Linked DNA regions of Homo sapiens: all the other regions are linked to region 3. The links are chromatin contacts, found by Hi-C or POLR2A ChIA-PET in ENCODE. All regions are on one chromosome and are shown on one strand. Each heading gives the region's core, a stretch centred on a gene start or an enhancer-like site at or near the end of the contact. The rest is flanking DNA. Distances are from core to core; before and after follow the strand shown.

Region 1 (4,566 bases), core at 1,303-3,802, 130 kb before region 3:
ATGCCACTGCACTCCAGCCTGGGCAACACAAGCGAGACTCTGTCTCAAAAAATAAAGAAAGACATAAAGAAATAAAGATGGTAGAGAACCTAAGTGAAGTTCCCAGCCTACGGGAAGAATCACAAACAGCAGCACCCACAAACACAGGGCATCCTCATAGTCGCATCTTGGATCTCGTGACCTTGACCTTGACAGCTTTCCTGAGCCACCTCTTCTCATCCAGTGATGTAACCTCTTGGTGCTGCAGAAACAGACTTCGTCCCAGGCCGGCAGCTGGCTCTAACCCCAACATCTGCTCCACTCCAGCAGGAGGGATGGTGTAGTCCCAGCTTGTCCCACCTGCCAGCCACCAGGCCACCCCCTGCTCAATGAGTCCTGAGACGTGACACTTAAGAAGGATATGGGATCCCAGAGAAAACCCTAAGCCCTAAATGTGTTAGCAAAAGGCTTCGCCGAGGGCCCAGAGATTTCAGGAAGTAAACTTAGAGGGGAGTAAATATGTGTTGATTTATATTCCCACAGGAATCTAAACCTTTTAATGAGTACCTTTCCCTGGAGGGGTTTGTAATATTTTAATTTACTCTCAATTACTATTGTGAAACTAGTAGTTAAGTAGGCTACTCTGGTTTGAATGTGCCTCTTTTTAAACTGTGCCAGTACAGACAGATATCTGCACACTACTGAATACCTCCGAGCTTCACTTCTGTCATTAATAAAATGGGGAAACAATAGCTACCTTGCAGCTTACTGTAGGTATGCAGTGGCTTTATTGTACATAAAGCTCCTGGAACAGAGTAGGCATTAAAAAGAGAAATGACTGTCTGGAGGAGTCAAATACATAAAACCTCAGGCGGCGAAGATTTTGACCTCCGGGAGAAAGAGAATATTATTCATTGTACATCTGGGAAGTCCCTGGCTTCTAGCCCGTTAGTAAAATGATAAAATCACTGTTTTTAAGGAAATTGAGTTCAAAGAAAGAAAAAGAAAGGGAGTAAGGGGGAGGGAGAGAAACTGTGTCATTTCCTATGATAGTAAAGAAAGTTCTTGGAAGCTGAAACTCTCCCGTTAGACTCTAAGCAAGAGTGATGTCAGAGCTGGAACTATAGAAATTGTTAGCACGTCGAATGAACGAAATTAGGGCAGGTAGTTCCTACAGGGCTTCATAGATATTTAGGAAAAAAACATCATTGTGAAATCCCCTTACGTGGTGGTAATAGCAACCTCATCTCTATTACCAAATGTTCATCAGTTACAAATCTAAGGCTCTGCGCTAAGTAAGGCAGAGGATAAAAGGATGTCCAAACAGTCTTTAACTTCAGTTTAGATAAAGATAAATAACAACAATAGTTAGTAGCATGCTGACTGCAAATAATGGTTTATGTAAGTGCTACAGGATTGTAGAGAAACCATTATGGAAAGAATGCCTACAGAAGGGTAGCCTGGATTTTCTAATACTTTCCAAGAGCTTCACACAGTAAAAGAGACCTGAATCAAATATTGTTCTGATGAATGAAGAAGAGGGAAGAAAGATTTCCAGGGAAGGGGAGCTTTCTTAAATGCCAAGGCAAGGGATTTAAAGTTATCTAGAAGTTGAGGAAAAGAAAGTTTGTCTGACAAATCGTATTGTATGAAAGTAATTGTAATTCAATGAATGTTTTAACCAATTAAACAGAAGAGAAGGCAATGGTGGAAGACACATTTATATAAGTAAATATTCATCGTCATATCTATACAGCCAACTCTCCTTATCCGTGGGTTCTGTGGATCCAAAATATTTTAAACGTTACCCTAAGCGAACTAACACAGAAACAGAAAACCAAATACTGCATGCTCTTACCTGTAAGTGGGAGCTAAACATTGAGTACACATGAACACAAAGGAGGGAACAACAGACGCTGGGGACTACTTGAAGGTGGAGGGCTGGAGGAGGAGGAGGATTGAAAAACTACCTATTGAGTACTATGCTATTACCTCGATGATGAAATAATCTGTACACCAAACCCCCGTGACATGCAATTTACCTGCGTAACAAACCTGCACATGTACTCCTGAACCTAAAAGCTAAAAAATATCTTCAACAATATAAAATAACAATACAACAATAAAATAATAAAAGTTTAAGAACAATACAATATAATATTGACATAGCATTTACATTGTCTTAGGTATTAGAAGTAATCTGGAACTGATTTAAAGTATACATAGGAGGATGTGCATAGGTTATATGCAAATACTACACCATTTTATATCAGGCACGTGAACATGCGGGGTGGTTTCTGGATTTCAGAAAGGAGGAAAGAAAAGGGAAAAAGACAGGAAGGCAGGCAAGCACACTGGCAGAAGGGAGCTAGTGAGGATTTCTGTGCCAGGACTGACTTGGTCATATCATGCCCTTGCACAGAAACCGTGTCTTCCTTTCTGAAACCTGGCTTGAAATTGATGTCAGGACATGGTTTCTGGGCTGTTGGAAAAGGAAGCAGTGGTTTCTGGGCACTGGTGTGGGTTTTCCAAGATAAGCCCTGTGAGTCTCATTTCCTTTCCTTTGCATAACAGAGCTAAGGCTTTTGTAGAACAGTCAAACCTTGAAGAACACGGGTTTGAACTGCGAGAGTCCACTTATATGAGGGTTTTTGAAAATAAAAGTTACCCCGAGTGTGCCTGCCTCTCCTGCCTTCCCTTCCACGTCCTCCACCTCTTCTGCCTCTGCCACCCCTGAGACAGCAAGACCAACCCCCGGCTTCTCCTCCTCAGTCTACTCAACCTGACGATCACAAGGATGAAGACCTTTATGACTCACCTTTATGATTCACTTCCAACATAGTAAATATGTTTTCTCTTCCTTATGATTTTCTTTATGACATTTTCTTTTCACTAGCTTACTTTACTGTAAAAATATGGTATATAATACAAATAACGTACAAAATCTGTGTTAATTTACTGATTATGTAATTGATAAGGCTTCTGGTCTACAGGTGGCTATTAGTAGTTAAGTTTTGGGGAGTCGAAAGTTATACCTGGATTTTTGACTGTGTGTGGGGTTGGTGCCCCTAACCCCGGCATTGTGCAAGGGTCAACTCTTATTTATTAAGTACCAATAACTGTCCTAAACACCTTGCATATATTAACTCATTTAATTCTCAAAATAGTCTCATGTGGTTGCTATCATTGTCTCCATTTTACAGATAAAGATGGTCTCACAGAAAAGTCACGCAGCTGGGAATTGGTAATACATGTTACATATGATTTAGATCTAATTTTAAAAATAGTTAAAATTAATTTTAGATTTGTGGTATTTAATTTCAAGGCAGATGAGAACTTGTGATAGGTTTATGCTACTTATTTCCCAATATGTATTCTCCCTTTTGCTGTCATAACAGAATCCTGAGGTTTTAGCCCAATGCGTGCCTGCACAGAAAAAAAACACATTTTCCTGCCTCTTTTTCATCTCCAGGTGACTAAATTCTGGACAATGTGAGTTAGGTGGAAGTGTATGGGCAACTTAAAATGAGAGGCATGCCCTGTGTTCCCCTTCTCCTGCTCACTGGTGGGGATGTGAGGATGTGAGTGTGATGGCTTGAGCAGCTATTTTGGGCAATGAGGAAGCCCACACCCTAAATGATACCCCATTGGGATAGGAGAGCTGACAGCTGAAAGAATCACGGTCCCTGTCCAAATCATGAATATTTATTTATTTATTTTAACTTTTATTTTTGGTTCCGGGGTACATGTGCAGATTTGTTATATAGGTAAATTGTGTGTCACAGAGGTTGTGTGTACAGGTTATTTTGTCACCCAGGTAATAAGCATAGTACCTGATAGGTAGTTTTTGATCCCCACCTTCTTCCCATCCTGCACCCTGAAGTAGTTCTCAGTCTGTTGTTCCCCTGTTTGTACCCATATGTACTTGATGTTTAGCTCCCACTTGTAAGTGAGAACATGTGGCATTTGGTTTTCTGTTTCTGTGTTAGTTTGCATAGGATAATGGCCTCCAGCTCCAACTCTTTCAGCTCCATCCAAGTTGCTGCAAATGAATGATCTCGTTCTTTGTTATGGCTATGTAGTAGTCTGTGGTACATATACACCACATTTTCTTTATCCAGTCTACCATTCAAATCAGGATTTTTTTTTTTTTTTTTTTTTTGAGATGGAGTCTTGCTCTGTTGCCCAGGCTGGAGTGCAGTGGCGCGATCTTGGCTCACTTCAAGCTCCACTTCCCGGGTTCATGCCATTCTCCTGCCTCAGCCTCCCGAGTAGCTGGGACTACAGGCACCTGCCACCCCACCCAGCTAATTTTTTGTATTTTTAGTAGAGACGGGGTTTCACCGTGTTAGCCAGGATGGTCTCGATCTTCTGACATCGTGATCTGCCCGCCTCGGCCTTCCAAAGTGCTGGGATTACAGGCGTGAGCCACCGCGCCTGGTCTTTTTTTTTTTTTTTTTCGAGATAGAGTTCTCGCTCTGTCACCCAGGCTGGAGTGCAATGGCACAATCTCAGCTCACTGCAACCTCCGCCTCCCGGGTTCAAGCGATTCTCCTGCCTCAGCCTCCAGAGTAACTGGTACTACAG
Region 2 (4,156 bases), core at 144-2,643, 110 kb after region 3:
TTTCATTTCCTTTTGAGAACTGTCAAAAGACAAAATTACAACAAATGTAGTTAAGTGATCTAATTGGCTTTTATTTGTGATGAATGGATCAGGGTACTATCTCCCATAAAAATTTAGAAAAGGTGGCTGGGCACCATGGCTCATGCCTGTAATCCCAACACTTTGGGAGGCCAAGGCAGGAGGATCACTTGATCCCAGAAGTTTGAGAACAGCCTGTGTAACAGAGAGAGACCCCCATCTCTACCCAAAATCAATCAATCAATAAAATAAAAAATTTAGAAAAGGTGATCTGATGAGCTAAGCAGAAGAGGTGGGCTTTATAGGCAGAAAAGGGGTTAAAAAAAAGCAGAAATAAGGAACAAAAAGTGAATCGGTCATTTCAAAGTTACTTTCCTTATCGGATTAAAGCAGGGGGTACTCCTTTATCATGCCAGCTAAAACTGGCCTGTTAGGGGATTTGGCTATGCTGTCTTTCCCTCTTTCTCTCTCTCCCCCTTAGTTTCTTGAAAGGTAGATGACTTAGTTTCTGTTTGGTGACATGAAACTTTAGCATGAGTGACTCCATTTTGGTTTGATCTGTAGAGGCCCAGTCCAAATCAATAGCATCGTACAAATTTTATTTAAAAGAATAGTGCTGCTGGGCGTGGTGGCTCATGCCTGTAATGCCAACAATTTGGGAGGCTGAGGCCAGTGGATCACTTGAGGTCAGGAGTTTGAGACCAGCCTGGCCAACATGCTGAAACTCCATCTCTACTAAAAAATACAAAAATTAGCCAGGCATGGTGGTGTGTGTCTGTAGTCCCAGCTACTCAGGAGGCTGAGGCATGAGAATTGCTTCAGCCTGGGAGGTGGAGGTTGCAGAGATTGCACCACTGCATTCCAGCCTGGGCGACACAACGAGACTCTGTCTCCATTAAAAAAAATAAAAAAAGGATAGTGTCTACCTCAGTGAGACTGGAGCCAGTTTTTAGCTCCACAGCTACATAAGGAGTTGATAGAAAAACTGGAGTAATGAACACTGTTTTCCAGTTCATCTCACTGGTGTGTGGAGTTGATTTGGTTTTGCCAGTGTTATTTAGCATCCTTTTAAAATCACCCCTCCCCAACCCATCTCCTCGTACAGCTGCCCACAGGCCTGGCTCAGAAATCTGTCTCAGAAACTGAGTACCACCTAGTCTAGTCACAGTTTCTTTATGAACTACTCTGCCTTGGCTCACTGACTTGAAGTTGACAACTTACTCTTGAATAATTTAACTCCTTTCTTGGAACTGACTCCTTCTTCAGACTTCTCTTAACTTTCACTTCTGCATGTGGGAAGAAAGTAAAGGTATTAGAGACACACTGTGTAACTGGCTACAGGGTACATGGACCTTATTTCCCCCTCCCTGACAGCAAGGGCTTGTACTCAGCCTGATGTCTGGGCATAATATAAACCTAGCTTGATCTCTATTCATCACAGTCTCCACCTTTACTTACTTGAGTGTGATGATTTGTTTGAGATGTTTTGCTTTACTCATGAGGGTATGGAAATACGAAAAAAAGATAGATTGACTCATACTGTAATTCTACACTGATACATTGCAGCAATATTAACATTAATTCAATTTAAAATTCCACATTCCACATGTGTATTTGGCAATGTAGTTCTGGGAGGTAATTTGGAAATACATATCAAAACCTTAACAATAGTTACATTAGTCAAGAGCCTTGATTGCCAAAGACAGAAAGCCAGTTCAGATTAGTTTAAATAAACAGGGAAATTTATTAGGTCAAATAATTGGACAAGTCTAGGGAAGCACCTTGCTTCGGTCATGGCTGAGACCAGGAACTGAAATGATGGCATCAGGCTGGGCGCAGTGGCTGACACCTCTAATCCCAGCACTTTGGAAGCCTGAAGCAGGAGGATCGCTTGAGGCCAGGAGTTCCAGACGAGCTGGGGCAACATAGTGAAACCCTATCTCTACAAAAATAAAAATAAATTAGCCAGGCATGGACGTGCACACCTGTAATCACAGCCACTGGGGAGGCTGAAGCAGGAGAATGGCTTGAACCCAAGAGTTTGAGGCTGCAGTGAACCATGAACGCGTCACTGCACTCCAGCCTGGGTGACAGTGAGACCTTGTCTCAAAAAAAAAAGAAAGAAAGAAAGAGAAAAAAGATGTCAGTAGGAATCCCCCTTTGTCACTTCATTATTTAGCTCTGCTTTCTTCCATGTTGGCATCAAGAGGGCCCTCATCAGTCCCAACCTTAAATGATTTTTGGTGCCATTTAAGAATTTCAGAAGGAAAGAGATGTTTTCATCCAAGAGTTATTATCAGACCTAGAAAATTTCCCTCTTATTGGCCCTACTTAGATCATATGCTCACTCCTGGACCAGTCACTGTGCCTGGAGTGGTAGGAGACAGGGCACTCTGATCAGTCCCAGCCATGTGATGAAACATTTTACCAGTTGTGGGAGAGGCAGATACTAAAAGGCAATGAGAGAGTGAGGTAGGAGGTCAGTTCTATCATGTGAAAATGAGAAGAAACTCTAGGCAGGCAGAAACAAGTGATATCAAAATACAATGTTCATTCTCGTCTATGAATATTTACCCTTAAGAAATAATCAGAAGTGTGAGAGAGTTATGCAGTTATTCCTCACAGAATTATGTATAATAATAAAAATTGGCTGAACATGGTGGCTCACGCCTGTAATCCCAGCATTTTAGGAGGCTGAGATGGGTGGATCACTGGGGCCCAGGAGTTCAAGACCAGCCAGGCAACATAGGGATACCCCTGCACTACAAAAAAAAAAAAAATTAAAAAATTAGTCAAGCTTCGTGGCACATGCCTGTAGTCCCAGCTACTCAGGAGGCTGAGGTGGGAGGATCACCTGAGCCAGGGAGGTTGAGGCTGCAGTGAGCCATGATCACGCCACTGCACTCCAGCCTGGGTGACAGTGAGACCTTGTCTCAAATAATACAATCTAGAAAGAATTGGAATGTTTAATAGTAAGGGATTTCTTGAATAAATTGGTACCTGGATTCAACAGAACACTATGTGGCCTTTGAAAAGTATTATAGAGGAAAACTCAGCGACATGAAAAAATGTTCAAGGTATCTTGTTAGGCACAACAACAGTATGCGAATCATGATCCCAATTTGTGTGTGTGTGTGTGTGTACATACACACACACACACACACACATATCTTTTTATATACATTTTATGCATATTATATACATTTTATCTATTTAAAACATAACATGTAAATGTTATGAAAGAGTGAAATAATATACTTTACAATGTTGATTACTTCTAGTTGTTGAAATTAGGGATAATTTTCATCATTCTGGTACTTTTCTCTATTTTCTACAGTAAATGTGTCTTTTTAAAAATTAAAAACATTATTGAAAAGCCTTTAATTCCTCCCTGCCAATTTAAAACTGATCATGCTATTTCTGTCTGTGAGAAAAGGAGCTGAAATGGAGAGTCTAATTACTGATAAATAGCAATCATCGGTTAGACTTTAAGCAGAGTATTTAGAAGAATAAATTATTCACCAGTATTTTAAGATTAGCTGAAACCCAAATGTATTCTCTATTATGTCTTATTTCCATATTTTGAGGCTTTATCTGTATGCACACTGCTGACTTTTTCAGAATTAATCAACCAGCCAGCTCCATGAAGAAAGTACAGGCCCAGATATCAGCACAGGGAGCGATTCAGGGTATCTTTTCTAAACTTCATAATTACTCTTGACTGTATCTGTAGAAAGCTGAATGCATTTCCATGCTGCTAGAGACAGGGAATTTTTCTCAATAGTATTCGTAACACTCAGATTAGAGGAAACTACTTCAGCAAAATAGAGAACAATAAACATCCTAAATGACCAAACCTATAGCTCCTAAATTGCTTACTCTGCTCATTTAAGTTTTCCTTGGAGAATTTTGATTTTGAATGAGACTTTACACCATCCAAAGAACCTCTGCATTATTCAACATTAGAAGAGAGGATTGCATAACTGGTCTCTCCCCAGTTTACCAACCAAGTATCAATGAGCCACCGTTCTGGCCAGTGAGATGTAAGTAGAAGTTGTTGGATGGGATGTGAGGAAAGTTCTTTTATCAAAAGCTTTCTCAGCTGACATGTGCTGTTTTGCTCTTTGCATTTTCCCTT
Region 3 (4,844 bases), core at 1,811-4,310:
TCCCTATATATTTTAAACGTTAGTTTTTGTTTTTCCTGGAGTCAAACTTTGATGGAGTGGCAGTCCCTCCCCTCCTCCCCTTCTCCTTCCTTCACTCTCTCCTTCCTCCTCCTTTCCCCTCTCCTCCTCTCTTTACTTCACACCTCCTCTCTTGCCTTCTCCCTCCTCTCACTCTTTCTCTCTTTCCTTCTCTATTTTCCTCCCCCTTAAATATGTGAAAAGTAATTAGCCCATCCTGGTTTATCTTGAATAATGCATTTCTGGCTGAAATTTTGCCCAAGGATCCATGCCAGTAACAGGAGCTTAGGCAAAATTGATTGGGACATGACGTTTGATTTCTGACTCACAAAGTAAATTTAAACCACTGTAATTGCAGAACTACATGTAAAAGAATTGGATCTTACACTATCATAGGTGAAAACATGAGCTGGTAAGAAAACGGAAGGTGAGAAAGCTGCCCCACAGAGGCCTCAACCCCAGACCATCTCTGGCAGTGAGTCTTGGAAATGTGCTGCTCCCCAAGACTGCCCTCTTCCTACCCCAAGGATTCTGGAATCATTTATTAGGAGGACACCCAGTCACTTGGCAGCATGCTCAATTTCGGTGTTTACCATCTAAAACTGATGGGGTGGGGAAACCCATAGTTTGGTTTACACTGTTAAAAAAACACAAAACAAAACAAAACAAAACAAAGCAAAACAAAACCTTAGGGCTAGTTTTGTAGATGGCCACCAACTGGCCCAGAGGCCTGTTTTTGTTTTCCCTCTGGGAATAGGGAGAAATAGTAAAAATACATATACATTTTTTCCTCCTAGAGGTTTCGTTGAGCGTTCTATTTTTTACTACTCTTTAGATAAGCAGGTGTCTGGAAGTGAGCACACTTGCTCATTAGCACCACCAAGTCAGATGGGAAAGAAAAGAAAGGAGTATGGGCGACAGCCATGGATTTTAACTCTAGTTCTGTCATGTCCTGGCTGTATAACTGTGAGCCAGCCTCAGTTTTCTCATCTGTGAAATGGAGATACTACCTACCTCACAACGCTGTTGTAAGACTAACAGAAGCACCCCTGTGAAATGTCTGTGACATCTTAGGTACTCATACCTGCGGGCTCTCCCAGCCCGCACAGAAACATTGCTACCCTTAATTAAGAAAATTTAATTTTTATTATTCCCAGCTTTACATTTGGTATGCAAAGAGCAATAAACTATTAATCTAAAATAGTTAGATAAATAGCATTAAACTTTATCTAAAAGCTTGTTGTAAGTTCGTAAGACTTATCTGGGGAATTAGTAGGTGCATTTTCTTTGAATTAGTAGGTGCATTTTCACTTCCTTTCAGTTTGGCCAATTTTAACTCACAAGGGACAACACTTTCTTAATGGACCAGACAGCACTCACCAATTTCACAAAGCAAATTGAAGTTGTAAATTAATAACTACATTAAGTTAATGTTTTATGAAGCACTTACTATTTCCTAAGTATTGGGCTAAGCATTTTATTTGCATTCATATCTCATATCTCATTTACTCCTAACAATCCTATAAGGCAGACTGCATAGTTATCTCCATTTTACAGATGGGGGAACTTAGACTAAGAGATTTCAAATAACCTGGGTGACACAGACAGTAAAGGGCAGAGCTCAGTCACAAGACGGAGCAGAAAGGGTGTCAGAGCTTATAAACACCACACGTGCCATCTTCTATTTTCAACAAAGGGTTTACCTAAGACTACGAATATTCAAATGATCGAATTTCTGAAATCGCCCCATGATGTAAATTCCCACAATTATATTAGAATTTCGAAAGCCACCTCCTCTCATTGCCTTATTTCAGAGAAGAATCTAAAACTCTATCATCTTATTCCAAAAGGAAAGGGGAGAATTAACTGCTTCCCTGAACTTCTCTGCCAGTCTTCCTTCAGTTATTTCTGTTTTCCTGCCTCTCATTTGTCTTAAACAACAGCTATTTTGTATTCATTCCGTAATTGTGAGCAGTGGTCCCAAAGGCCCCGTTGTAAGGAACTACAGAATACTGCCAGTGAATACTAGCGAGAAGGAAAAAGCACCGCAAACTTCCAACTCCATTCACAAAAATACCACAGAAATACATAATCGAACAAGCTAACTCCACTGACGGCTTTCCTGAAGCTTCAGCGGTGAAAGACACGAGCCGCCTGTCGCTTATGGAGGGCTGTCGCGGAGCGGGCTGCGATCCCGGAGTGTGGCCCCGCGTCCACGCGCACCTGCCCACCTGCGCGCTCCACCGCGGGGCAGCGGTTCAAGCCGGGAAGCCGCGAGTATTATCAGCTCAGAGGGGAGGGGTTCACAGGAACCGGGCTAGGTCCGAGGCTGCTGACAACTGGTTTACACAAAAGAAAGAAGAAATATAGGAAGTCCCCGCAGCAGTGCATGCCATGCCGACGCCGACGCGGGCGCCCAGCAGTGGGTGGAGGCGGATGCTCCCAGCGCCGGGTGCAAGGTCCCCCGCTGGCTCCCTTTCGCCAATGCGCCCGGCCCGGGACCAAGACACCGCGTCCTGAGCGCCGGCGGCGACCCCAGCTCCCCTCCCCGCGTCCCGCTCCCCGGGAGGACGCGCCGGGCGCCGCGCCGCACCTGTGCCCCACGGGGCGGCCTTGTCCCACCGCCCCTCGGAGGCGATGCTCCGGCCCGAGAGGACAGGCGCGGGCGCTTCCCTCGGGGCAGCGGGGGCAGACCTGGCGTCGCGGGGACGCCCCCAGCGCGTCAGACGCCGCGCGCCCACCTGGGGCCGTCGCCTCGCCACCGGCAACCTCACCTCCCGCCGCAGCCTCCTCTTCCGCCGCCATCGCAGGAGCCACTTGGTCGGCTCCGCAGCCCCGCGGCTGGCAGCATGGAGGAGCCCCGGGCCCGCCCTGCCCCGGCCCAGGCGGCGGCTCTGGAGCAGGGAAGCGGGGACTGGCGGGCCCTGCCGGGTGCCGCGGCGGCCGCCACCGCAGCCCGTAGGCGCGCACGGGACGCCGCCCCGCAGCCCGGCCGGCAGCAGCTACTGAGCATGCGGACTGGAGCCAGCCGCCCGCCGCTCTGGGCGCCGCGGGGCTTCCCGGCGGGAAAGAGACCCGGGCCAAGGGCGGAGTCGCTGCGGACACCGCCCCGCCGAGCCCTCCCGCGAGCAGCAAAGCACTAAAAGGCCAGTTGAGTCCTTCTAGCAACCACCCTATTGAAAACAGGCTTCCATGCTCATAGTAAGCTTTGTCCCAGCATTCCGAAGATTGCAGTTGTTAGACCCTCGGGGCAAAGGTAAAGGATGAATGAAGATAATTGCACGGTGGGTTAGCGGAGGGCACGGGGCTAGGGTTGGGGAGGAGGGTGCTGGACGAGAGACCCTGCTCTTTTCTGCTTAAGGAAGGGCTTAGCTGCAGAGACGAGAGTGTAGATGACAGAGAGAGGGTCCCGAGGAAGCCGTTTTGCCTCCTGGAACGGTTGGGTAAATCCAGAAACAAGATCTTTTGGGCATCACTTGACAGCCCTACATCCTATGGCCACGTGTCTAGAATACACTGGTTTGCTGCCCTCCCACTGGTCCCTAGACCCATTCCTTGGTAATCTAGTAGAAGTAAGTAAAGGAAAGTCACAGTAGAGAAGACACCAAATCAAACTTTGCAACCAGCCTAAAGGTAATAACTTTCCTACAAGGACTCAATTCCAACGTCTTAACCAGCACCTTATGTGTCCTCAGGGCAGTACTTAGGGCCATTGTGAGAGGCTGGGCAGAGGGTTTGGAAGTGTGTTCCCAAGCAGAAGTGGGCATGACAGGAGAAAACTGTTGCAGGCTTAAGCAGGGGCTAGGACTTTAGAGGTAAGGGAGACGTGCTGAAAACTGTGCTGTCCTCAACACACACCAAGACACATCCCTAATCAAAACCAGTCTTGAAACGTCTCATTCCTAGCTTTGACTTGGAACTCCACCCCAAATTCTACCAACACCAACTTCTCCTGGCAGCTAGAAACAGTAATTCCATACAGGGTTTCCCGAATGTGATCAAACCTTGGCTTTCCAGACAAGTGTACACTATTTTGAGGTGGTTTACCAAGGGGTAACAGGTAGAATTAATTAGACCTGGGCTTTAAGATCTGGGTTAAAATGTAAATACTATTCTATACATGGCCTTGCTTACAATGCATTTTCCCCCTTATCGGCTCAGTGAGCCTCACAACCTCTTTCTTAATTCCTGTCTTAGTAGAGAAACAGAAGTTCAGAGATGTCGAGTATTTTGGCCAGGATCACTCAGCTAGTAGATAGTAGAAGCAAGACCATAAAAGTTAGGTCTCCTTCTTAGGAGTTCCTATTGTGGTGTCCAGTAAGCTTGCCTGTGAATCATTGCAGTCCCCGTTTCTTAGAAACGATGATTCACTTCCACCAAAGCCTGAAAGCAAGAGAAGGGGAATCCAGAATCTAAAATACGAAAGCAGGAAGGGTAATAATGCACAAACAAAGCCGACCTACAGCATTCCATGGGGCACAACCCTTTCATTGCTTAATAGGTATTCCCCTTACTGCTCAGGTTTAAAGCCTGCTTGCTCTCTTTTTTTCTTTATGCTCTGGAGCTTTACTTTCTAAGACATGATTTTTTTGTTTTTTAAAGAGTAGCTATATAACCCATAGGATAAGGCAGAGAGACATATAATGTCTTGCCAGATGGATAGGAAGGTAATCTCTCATTTCCAGTGAGTGGTTTTCTCATATTTTCAACTTGGAAAAAAAAATGTGAGAAAGGTGATTGGATGATTTGTATAATAGAATGCTAGAGAATTTGTGTAATAGAATGCACACAGTTCCTTCTGGTCAGCATGGTTCCCCTGCCAAAAG

The links. Hi-C counts contacts between places; a loop is a spot of excess contacts on that map. ChIA-PET counts read pairs that join two places held with the same protein, here RNA polymerase II (POLR2A). Pooled maps may share reads with other maps.
Region 1: a pooled map shows a loop between it and region 3 (8-fold over the local background). The contact joins the enhancer-like site here to the promoter of BMAL2 in region 3. A Hi-C loop is called at or near these places in 1 of 168 maps with a recorded cell type or tissue (PC-3) and 9 of 50 pooled maps. POLR2A ChIA-PET finds 5 or more read pairs at or near these places in 2 of 52 experiments (AG04450 and activated naive CD4-positive, alpha-beta T cell).
Region 2: a loop to region 3 is called in a map with no recorded cell type, with 7 times the contacts of the local background. The contact joins the enhancer-like site here to the promoter of BMAL2 in region 3. A Hi-C loop is called at or near these places in 5 of 37 single-sample maps with no recorded cell type and 8 of 50 pooled maps. POLR2A ChIA-PET finds 5 or more read pairs at or near these places in 4 of 52 experiments (GM12878, H1, T-cell and 1 more).

What each region holds. Positions count from the first base shown.
Region 1 is chr12:27,458,762-27,463,327 of GRCh38, reverse strand. All of the region lies in intron 1 of SMCO2 (single-pass membrane protein with coiled-coil domains 2), which reads right to left. Among named protein-coding and RNA genes, the nearest start is that of SMCO2, 14 kb to the right of the region's middle. Within about 2 kb of position 2,552, at least 2 of the 41 ENCODE cell types and tissues checked have a DNase peak (open chromatin) inside an H3K27ac peak, as active enhancers do; they include PC-3, where a contact is called at or near this core.
Region 2 is chr12:27,217,553-27,221,708 of GRCh38, reverse strand. No RefSeq gene overlaps it. Among named protein-coding and RNA genes, the nearest start is that of STK38L, 25 kb to the left of the region's middle. RefSeq lists enhancers at 1,058-1,127, 1,148-1,317, 1,458-1,507. Within about 2 kb of position 1,393, at least 2 of the 41 ENCODE cell types and tissues checked have a DNase peak (open chromatin) inside an H3K27ac peak, as active enhancers do; they include GM12878, where a contact is called at or near this core.
Region 3 is chr12:27,331,052-27,335,895 of GRCh38, reverse strand. BMAL2 (basic helix-loop-helix ARNT like 2) reads right to left here and starts at 3,060. Exons shown (of 17, transcript NM_020183.6): 1 at 2,793-3,060. The coding sequence starts at 2,823. It overlaps LOC124902906 (a long non-coding RNA gene), which reads left to right and starts at 3,099. Exons shown (of 2, transcript XR_007063255.1): 1 at 3,099-3,274. RefSeq lists silencers at 2,567-2,686, 2,707-3,176.